Regions from separate parts of the Mus musculus genome. Here region 1 is linked to region 2. The links are chromatin contacts, found by POLR2A ChIA-PET in ENCODE. All regions are on one chromosome and are shown on one strand. Each heading gives the region's core, a stretch centred on a gene start or an enhancer-like site at or near the end of the contact. The rest is flanking DNA. Distances are from core to core; before and after follow the strand shown. Region 1 holds the start of Derl2 (Der1-like domain family, member 2). Region 2 holds the start of Rabep1 (rabaptin, RAB GTPase binding effector protein 1).

Evidence for each region. ChIA-PET counts read pairs that join two places held with the same protein, here RNA polymerase II (POLR2A).
Region 1: POLR2A ChIA-PET joins it to region 2 with 14 read pairs in embryonic stem cell. The contact joins the promoter of Derl2 here to the promoter of Rabep1 in region 2. POLR2A ChIA-PET finds 5 or more read pairs at or near these places in 2 of 5 experiments (Patski and embryonic stem cell).

The regions. Positions count from the first base shown.
Region 1 is chr11:71,016,613-71,021,269 of GRCm38, reverse strand. It overlaps Derl2 (Der1-like domain family, member 2), which reads left to right and starts at 1,967. Exons shown (of 7, transcript NM_033562.4): 1 at 1,967-2,126; 2 at 2,893-2,958. The coding sequence starts at 2,034. Mis12 (MIS12 kinetochore complex component) reads right to left here and starts at 1,659. Exons shown (of 3, transcript NM_025993.3): 1 at 1,081-1,659.
Region 2 is chr11:70,843,277-70,847,892 of GRCm38, reverse strand. Rabep1 (rabaptin, RAB GTPase binding effector protein 1) reads right to left here and starts at 3,132. Exons shown (of 18, transcript NM_019400.3): 1 at 2,885-3,132. The coding sequence starts at 2,918.

The DNA of each region.
Region 1 (4,657 bases), core at 718-3,217, 170 kb before region 2:
TTATAAGGATATTTTTTTTGCTCCTAACTGATGGGTTAGAAAACTGGTTTTGCATATGTAGAACTATGCAAGAAAAACATCCTTTATATTTCAAACTAGGGTCTCAAAACAGGTCTTCATTTTCACTTTAACTGCTAGGAGCCTTGGAGGTATTAATTGATCTTCTAATCATAACAGATGGATGATGGAGATTTTTCTATACTAACTTCTGGGGGACTTGTTACTTTATTTGCATGTATAATGTCACTAAAGATTGCCAAAACATTCTCAGAATATCTAAGCTGTTTTACACTCACTTGGAGTAGACCAGAACTTCTTGTATCTACCAATACTCTAACTTTTGTGAATTTGGTAGTCATAAACTTGTTTTTCTTCCCTATAGAGCTAAGAGTATTCCCAGGGCCTTTGTACATACCAGTACGCACTCTAGCACGAGATTCCCAGACCCACACTGTATTTTGAAGACTAAGACCATATGGCTTCGCATACTGTTTGGACACTGAAACTACCTCCACCTTCCACCTTCACATATGTTGTTTCTATTGAGATGACTTTCCTAAAGACTGTATTTTCATTATCTGAATAGATTGGTCATCTGTTACAAATTACCCAATCAACTGACCACTTGCACCCTATAATTCTCTTAAGTTTGCACTCTAACTTTGCCTCCAAGTTTTCACCATTCCTGGATTGATGCGCCATGATTACATAACCAAATACCTACATCCAAACTTCCAGTTTTGAGAAAAGTTCCAATGTTGCCTTTTCTCTGTTGGACACTGCCAATGCTATAATGAGGCAGTAGCTATAAAGATGCAGTTTTACCAACAAGTTGCTAAGACCACTCCCCAGTGTTTGCTCCCATTCTACGTTGTCCACACTGGCCTAGAACTTCAGGATGGAACAAATCCTCTGGCTTCAGCCTTCAGAGTGGCTAGGAGCCACAGGTCGGTTCAACTACTTTCAGCTTTCTAGTCTTCCTTCTAAATGCCATTCTCTCCAACTTTTTACTTGGTTCCTACCAGTCTTGACGGTCGCATTTTTTTGTCCCACAATTTTTAAAGCTTCTTTATAACTTACTGAACACGTCTGCCACGGTCAGGATAGTCTTTGCTCCAGCCCAATCTAATTCTATTTTCTTTCCTTCAAGTAAGCATGCAGTAGGCGCAGATTCCAGAGCCAGTTCGAATACACATCCCTGAAGAACCGCCTCCGCTTTCCCTTCATCTACCGTCTCTTCTCTGCTAGATTAGAGTTCCTGCGGCTGAAGATAAACATGAGAGGTCCTCACACCGTCTCGACGAATGTAATGGACTTCAGAGCCTACGACCGCCACAGACAAGGCCCAGAAACCGCAGAACGGGAAGCGCTTCCTTCAGCTCCAGCTCCCGTACTACCCCGCGGCCGCGATGCATGCCGGGAACTCTAGGTCTCCGTACCCAGGCCGGCCAGACCGGAGGGATTCCCTACAGAACGCTCCGCCGCCCCGACGCCACTCCTCGGTCCCGCCCTTTCCGCTCCTCCTCGGAGAGCACACAGCCCCTACCGAAGCGATCCCGGGAGTGATGGATTCCGCCCCACACCGGCTTCCCGCCACTTCCTTCAAGCTACACTCAGCGGCTGGAAGAAGGCGGTAACACCGGCTCCTCCGAATCGACTGAGACCTGCCTCTGCGAACGAACGCCAAGGCGGGCTGGATCGCACTCCTGATTGGCTAGCCGTGGGTCAAAAGGAGCCACTGCGATTGGTAAAAGGAAGGCGACAAGGAGGGAAAGCTAGCTGTGGCCGGCAGGGATTGGCGGACGGAACTGGTCCTTCTCTCTGCGTTGGTAGGCGGAGAAGTAAGGATGGACCGACGCAGAGGCGCAACTCTTGATTGGTGGGTGAGCGGCCCCAAGGCGCCAGCGATTGGTGGCTGTCCGAGTACGCAGCGCTGATTGGACAGGAGTGGGTAGGCTGAAGGCCAGCTTTGAGTCCGCCCCGCCGCCTGGCATACTGGCGGAAGGGGAAGGGGGGCAGGCGCGGTGGGAAAGATGGCGTACCAGAGCCTCCGGCTGGAGTACCTGCAGATCCCGCCGGTCAGCCGCGCCTATACTACCGCCTGCGTCCTCACCACCGCGGCCGTGGTGAGCAGCTGTGGCGCCACATCCTCTTTTTCCAGGCTAGCTATGACTGCGTCTTCAGAAAACGGGTTTGGGCCGCGGAGAAGCCCAGTGGGTCTGGTCCCAGGGGTGGGTGGAGACATCCGGAGCTGACTCTAGGGTTTGGGATATTCCCAAGGGTGCCAAGCCAGTGACCTGAGAAGGGTGTGCCCCTTCGTGAAGGGCCAGGTCAGTTTCAGACAAATGAAATCCAGACCTGTAGTGAATCAGAAGTGCGGGAGCCGCCCACCCAAAAATGTGTCTGAGAGGTCCAGGTGACTAGTGGGAGTGAGGTCCGCTAGGTTCACAGACTATTATATTGAGTATAGAAATCTCGAGCTATCTGGAAACATCTTTCAAAAGACGGCCTATGGATATAAGTGTCTGGCCGCTTGTACCTATCCCTAATGGTAGCAGGGTCTTAGTTAAACCCCTTATTCCGAGTTGTCTCACCTAGCTGAGGTGGTGACCACGTGACGCACAGATTTGTAAAAGATGCTGTTGGCTTGTCTCTAAAATATGCTCACCCGCCTGCCTTATAGCATCCTCAAATATTGCAACATCAAACTGACATTGTGTGTTTATACAAAACGGTTGTGCAAATTCTAAAGAATCTCTTACCAGCTGTCACAAGCAAGACAGAAATGTATTCCAAGGGACAGAAATGATTAGATCTACTCATCCTTCGTGGTTCATGATGAAATTTTGTTTTGCGGTTGATCGGCTTCAAGAAGCTCTTTTTCCATTTCAGCAGTTGGAATTGATCACACCTTTTCAGTTATACTTCAATCCTGAATTAATTTTTAAACATTTTCAAGTAAGTGGTCTATATAGCAACTGTGATTAATGTTTTCATTATCTTTTTTTTTTTCGTATCGTTTAGTAAGTAGTAAATCCTGTGAAATAGAGTCTCAAAAAAAATAACCCAGTAGGGGAATCTCTGATTACAGGTCTTTTTGAGATGTAAAGAGGGCATTCCACAGCCTGGTTGGACTCTAGAATGGTTTGAGAGCTGCTAAGTATTTGGGAACTCCTTATATACCAAACTAGAGTTGCCAGGGGGGAGCCAGGTGCAGACAGAGCAAGCAGGAGGATGGCAGGTGCTGGATAAGCTTGAGCTAGAGAGAGAGAGAGACTGTCTTAAGAACATAATTTTTAGTGTGTCTTTGATGTGTTGAGATTTTATATTTGACTACAACTAGTTAAGAACTAATGTGGCCATAGTCCCAGCAGTCAGGAACCTGAGCCCACCTTGAACTACATACCAAGGAATTGTCTCAACACACAAACAACAGGAACAACAACCAACAACGACAACAACAGTAATAATAATGTGATCTGAGAATAGACTGATGAGCTGGCTGCCCAGGGAGTTTCACAGGATAGCCAGCCTTATTTTGTGTTTTTTCCACCCAGACACACCTACCTACCACTGTTGTTAGTCCTCTTGGGCCAGCTCATAAACTCAGTTCTGGTACAACTTTAACATTGATCTGTCTTCTAGAAGTCAGATTATCCTAACAAAAGTCTTATACCATTATCTAAAAGAGAATGTGACTTTCCAGATTATAGTTTGAAGAAGTCTTTTTTCCAGTAATTAAAATGCTAAAGAGATGTGTGTTTTCGTGCCAGGATGGTCATTTACACTCTAGGTGAAGTGGCTGTAATTCTGCTTTGTTGATGCTTTCCCCTGTCCCAGATGTGTTACACTCCCCTTGTACCGTTGAACTCTAGCTTGCCTTTCAAGATTCAGCTTTTGTGTAACCTCAGATACTTTATCTGTTAGAGCCTCTCTCACCTGTCAGTGTCCTCACTAGGATGAGAATTCTATAAACTCTGGATTGTTTGCATGTGAATAGAATGCTGGCTCCTTTTCACACTGCTGTGACAATATCTGACAAAGCAAACTTAAGAAAAAAAAAGGGTTTATTTTGGCTTAACAGTTTGTTGGTAAAGTCCACTGTGGTTGAGAAATTGTGGCATCCAGAGCTGCAGGCAGTTGGTCCCATTGCAGCCAAAGCTCTAAGTAGAGGTGCTCAATTCACTTCCTTCTGTTTAGTTGTCCTAGGACCCCAGCCCATGGAATGGTGCTCATCGGTGTTGTCCTTTCCACCTTGAGTGACTGAGTCTAGAAACTCCCCCACAGACATGCCCTGAGTTTGTCTTGAATGACTAGATCTGTCAGTATGAATTATCACAAGTAAATTACCAGTGATGAGGGTTTCAGGGTGTATAAAGCAGTCGGTCCTCTGATACCTTGACATTGTCACATCAGGATGCTTGTGGCCTTTGCTAGGACTGCTTCCTTCTGCTTTGTTTGGCTTAACTGCCTAGGGTCAGGTTCTTTGTTTTGTTTTTGTCTATTTTTCTAGATCGTTTATCTTGTAGCTATGGCTGGCATGACCCTCATGGTGTCCTCCTGCCTCAGCCTCTTGGTGTGCATCATTGTGCTTTTTTTTTTAAAAAACAGAGTCTCTTATGTAGCCTGGCAACTCTTGAGCTTAATGGCTCTCCTG
Region 2 (4,616 bases), core at 1,883-4,382:
TATTTATGTATATTGCATGTTCTGTCTTCTTGTATGTCTGCATGACAGAGAGGGCATCACACCTAATTACAGAAGGTTGTGAACCACCATGTGGTTGCTGGGAATTGAACTAATGTCCTCTGGAAGAAGAGCCATTGCTCTTAACCACTGAACCATCTCTCCAGCCCCACATTCAATTTCTTATGGTGGGATTATACAAAAACAAAAGAAAAGGCCAGTGGCATCACTCAGCATGTAAACATGAGTGCTATTAAGCCCAATGAGTTCAATTCCCAGCGCCCACATGATGAAGCGAGAGGACCAACTCCCAAAGGTTGTCCTCTGACAGCCACACACATGCTCAAGGCATGTACACAAGCACACACAAATAAATGTCATTTTTAAAATTTTAATTTTAATGAAGTAAAATCAGGACAAATGCTTCTAAAATGTAGTTTAGCTTAAACTGAAATCTGAGAGTTTTTATACTTGTCTTTGAATTCTCAATGGAAAATAACTTAATTGGCATCCATCAAAGTGCTCCATTAAAACTAAAACCTTCAAAAATTATGAAATAAGAAAAAAAGGTTACATCTTGTCTTGCCAATTATACACAAAGCTCCTTTTTTTTTTTTTTTTTTTTTGATTTTTCAAGACAGGGTTTCTCTGTAGAGCCCTGGCTGTCCTGGAACTCACTTTGTAGACCAGGCTGGCCTCGAACTCAGAAATCCACCTGCCTCTGCCTCCCAAGTGCTGGGATTAAAGGCATGCGCCACCACTGCCCAACAAATCTACTCTTAATATGCCTTAATATCCTCATGAAAAAAACAAAGAAAATATGTCAAAAAGAAAAAAGATTCGGCACTGCTTCTGAAATGACGGGAAAGCGGACGAAGCAGTTATGTTTTACTGTTGGTCTGGTGCAAAGGAATTTTCCAATAATTTTGTTTTTTAACTCAGCAGGTCTAAAAAATTCAAGTGCGCTTCTAATTAAAGTTGTCAATATGAACTCAACTAAAGAGAACAATTAATTCCGCAAGATGAACTTGTAAGCAGACATTGGCACAAAGAACTCAAACATACCAAATTCTCTCCCCTTTCATGAACTGATAGATACCTTTGTCCATTTACATTAACGTATACTTAAAAATTTTACTTAATCTCATTCCATAGTCTTAAATTTTGAAAAATAGGAAGTAAACCTGCACTGAGAATAGCAAGAACATGAGATTCCTCAAAGCTAATGTTTTCCTCGCTTCTGCGAAGTGCTTAGTCACTTCTGCCTATTTGCAGGGAAGACCATTTCATATATTGAAAGAGGCAGGAAATTAAGAGTCCAGACTCATGTCACCTGAGTTGTCCATGGAAAGCAAAGGAAGGCAGCAGCCAGTTAAGCATACCTACCAGAAGTCAGAGCTTTCTCTGTATTCTGCCTCTGTCTGCAGTAACAAGGAGGGTTTGTAAAGTTTTCCTCCCTGACACCAAATACAAAAGGTGAGAGTTAAAAGAAGGTCCAAAAAACATCCCTGTTTCCTGACAGCCCACCAGAAACACCTCCCTTCTCTTTATTGGAATAGAAACATCGAGCAAGTTAAAGTCTAGGCTGGACATTACCCCTTAGGCAACTAACAAAACCCAAAACTAGAGGCTAACAATCTTTAGAGAACACTTCCCAGAGAGCAGCAAGAGTCTCAAAATCTGATAACATTGTTTCCAGTTCCCCTACCGCAAGAACAAACAGAGGTTTTCACAAAAGATCATTTCAAGAGACTACTCTTGGAAAAGGCCAAGAACCTCCTGAGCCAACCACCACATCCCAACATTCTACTTACAGGTAAAGATGCTAAGCACAAAAGCCAATTAGAAAAGTACACCTGAAAGAACTTTCCCAACTAGATACAGTAAGATCTTGCCAAGGACGGAGCACATTCTTTCCAAACATAACTCCCGGTTGACGACAACAACACCTGAAACAATGTGGTCAAAACTCTGGGGCAGAGCTCAGTCGGTTTAAAGGTCATAAAGGGTTCTAATAACCATCATGGCTTATTTAGAACAAGGCCCTTTTTTTCTTCCAATATGAGCATTATTAAGACAGTCTGTCCTGCACGTCTAAGTCTTGGCTACTCAGGAAACTGAGGCAGGATAGCTCAGGAGTTTCAGGTCATCATGGTCCACAAAGTGAGACCCCATCGCTTGAACGGTAGAGACGGAATGGAGAAGACGATTGACTCCTCGATTTCGGCCCACTCGAGCACCTTTTCATCCCTAACACTCTCGAAATAATACTAAACTATCCTTTTACAGATGAACGTTGCCATCTTTATCGCCTGGCCCAAGACTTGCCCATCTTTCTCGATAAAGAGACATGAATCAAGCGCTCTTCGTTCGTCAGAAACTGAGGCCCTAAGAGACTAAGATATGAGCCCGGCCTTACCATGAAGCAACACAACCACTCAAAAGAATGCTACCCAATGCTTAGGATCACAGTTACTTTTACAAGTCCGGTGCAAAGAGCGCTGGAGCGTGGCCTGAGGAGGCGGGAGCGGAGGTGGGGCGAGAGGGCACACGGCCACTACCAAGGCGAGGGCTCGCGTTTTCTTTAAGGAATATAGCACATGCTCTCCATTTCCATCCTCCCCACCCGAGGAACCCACGTGCTGATCCCACCGCACCTTCCTCTCCGCCGGCTCCCTCCCTGCAGCCTCCCCACGCCCTTCCCCGCGGCCGCCCGCGCGCGCCTCCCTCTCCCTCCCCAGCCCGGCTGCCCCAGCACGCGTCGCCCGCGCGCCCCCGCCTCCAGTCCGTGGGTCACCCCCGGGCCCGCGCGCGTGCCCTTCCTGCCCCCAAGGGCCCCCACGACGCTGCGCCGGGCAGGCCGCGCCCGCCATGGTGGGCGCCTCACCGTCAGGCTGGGGAGCCGGGCCCGGCTGCGCCATGGCCAGTGGGCGGCCTCGGAGAACGGGGATGGGCGGGGAAGCGGCGTCCCGGGATGCCGCGGGCTCAGCTGGCGGAGGAGGCGTCGACCGAGCCGCGGCCACCGCCGCCCAGGGAGGAACCGCTAAGGCTGGAGCCGCCGGCGCCGCCACAGCCTCGGGCAGAGACGGACCGGAGCGCCGACCTCCGCCTCCTCATCCTGACAGCGGGAAATAAGCAGTGCGCAGGCGCGGGGGGATGGGACGGCACGTGACGCTGGCCTAAGGGAGGGGCGGGGCCTCAGGAGGGAGGGAGACCAGGGAGGAGGGGTCCGGGGCCTGGGAGCCAGAGGGAGGCTGATGAGAGAGCTATGGGTGTTGGAGACTGGCGGCTGCAAAGACGAAGACTGTGCAAGCTCTTGGCTCCCAGGACACAGACAAAAATATCAAGCTGAGTGAGGAGACCCTGGGTGCACGCGAACCCAGCCGCTACTTTGCCTAGTTGTGTGTCCTTGAGAAAGTCCCTTAACCTCATAACCTTGAAAAGTAGAGCGGCTAAGAAAAGTTTAAATGAGGATATAAAGTAGGAAGAATTGTTATGGCCAGAACTTGGTCTGGTCCCCAGATGTGCAAGCCAATGCACTTTTTCCATTAAGCGACTATGTTTGACTTTAACGTGATCAGCCCAGAGAAGCTGTTGGAGATACAGCCAGACGCAGTGCTTGCATTCTTGACAGGAGAAAGTGCCACCCTTCTGCCTGGGCAAGAGAGCCATACGGAGACTCCAGACTTTCCTTTCCAGCCTCATTCAGACCTTGCTGCCTTCCTAGGGCAAGGGGTCTACACAGTCTGGCACTTCAGGACCAAGTCCACCTGCCTTCCTATGAGCCCAGAATTCCCTCCCTGGGTAGCTGAAGCTGTAGTCTCTCATTTTTCTATAAGACAGGGTGTAAACGTTTCTCAACGTGCCAGAGGGCAGCTGCATTTGGAGGAGGTGGCACAGCACTTACACATTTGAGCTGCTCTGTGTGTTCACAGATCCTTCGTGGTGCAAGACAGGTGAGGAAAGAAGGAAGACAAGCAACAGACCAGGAGCCCAGCCAGGGCTTACGCTCCTCTCACCAGCTTATTCAAGTGCACATACCCCCAAAGGCCAGGGATCTATGCTAGTCTTTTTTTCTCCCTCCTGCAGTCCTGGGGATTTAACCTTAAGCATAGTAGGCAAGCACTCCACTACTCAGCTATAGCAATAGTTCTTGTTCTGTTTTTTTAATTTTGAAACACCCTCTCCCTAAATGGCCCAGGTTAGCCTTGAGTCTGCAATCCTGCTTCATCCTCCTGAGAAGCTGAGATTTCAGGGTTGGACCACTACTAGGTCCTACTTTTTCTTTTTCTTTCTTTCTTTCTTTCTTTCTTTCTTTCTTTTTCTTCTTCATTTATTCTGATTCTAAAAGTTCTAAGCTCAAGTCTGCTCCAGAGTCACTGCAGATGCCTACATTCAAACCATAATAGTCATTAATGGTTTGACTTTAGTCAAAGTAGAAGACTAGGCTCTAGTAAGGTTCACAGTTCTTTGGAATGGTTTATAATTTTAAATAGGTAGTCATCTGTTTGTACTTTTGCCTGAGGTCCCACTAAGATGAAGGGGGGTTATATTTAGACTTTTAAGCAATTAACATCTCCTGGTATGCCTTTGACAGAACAAATGAAGCCTGTTTCCAC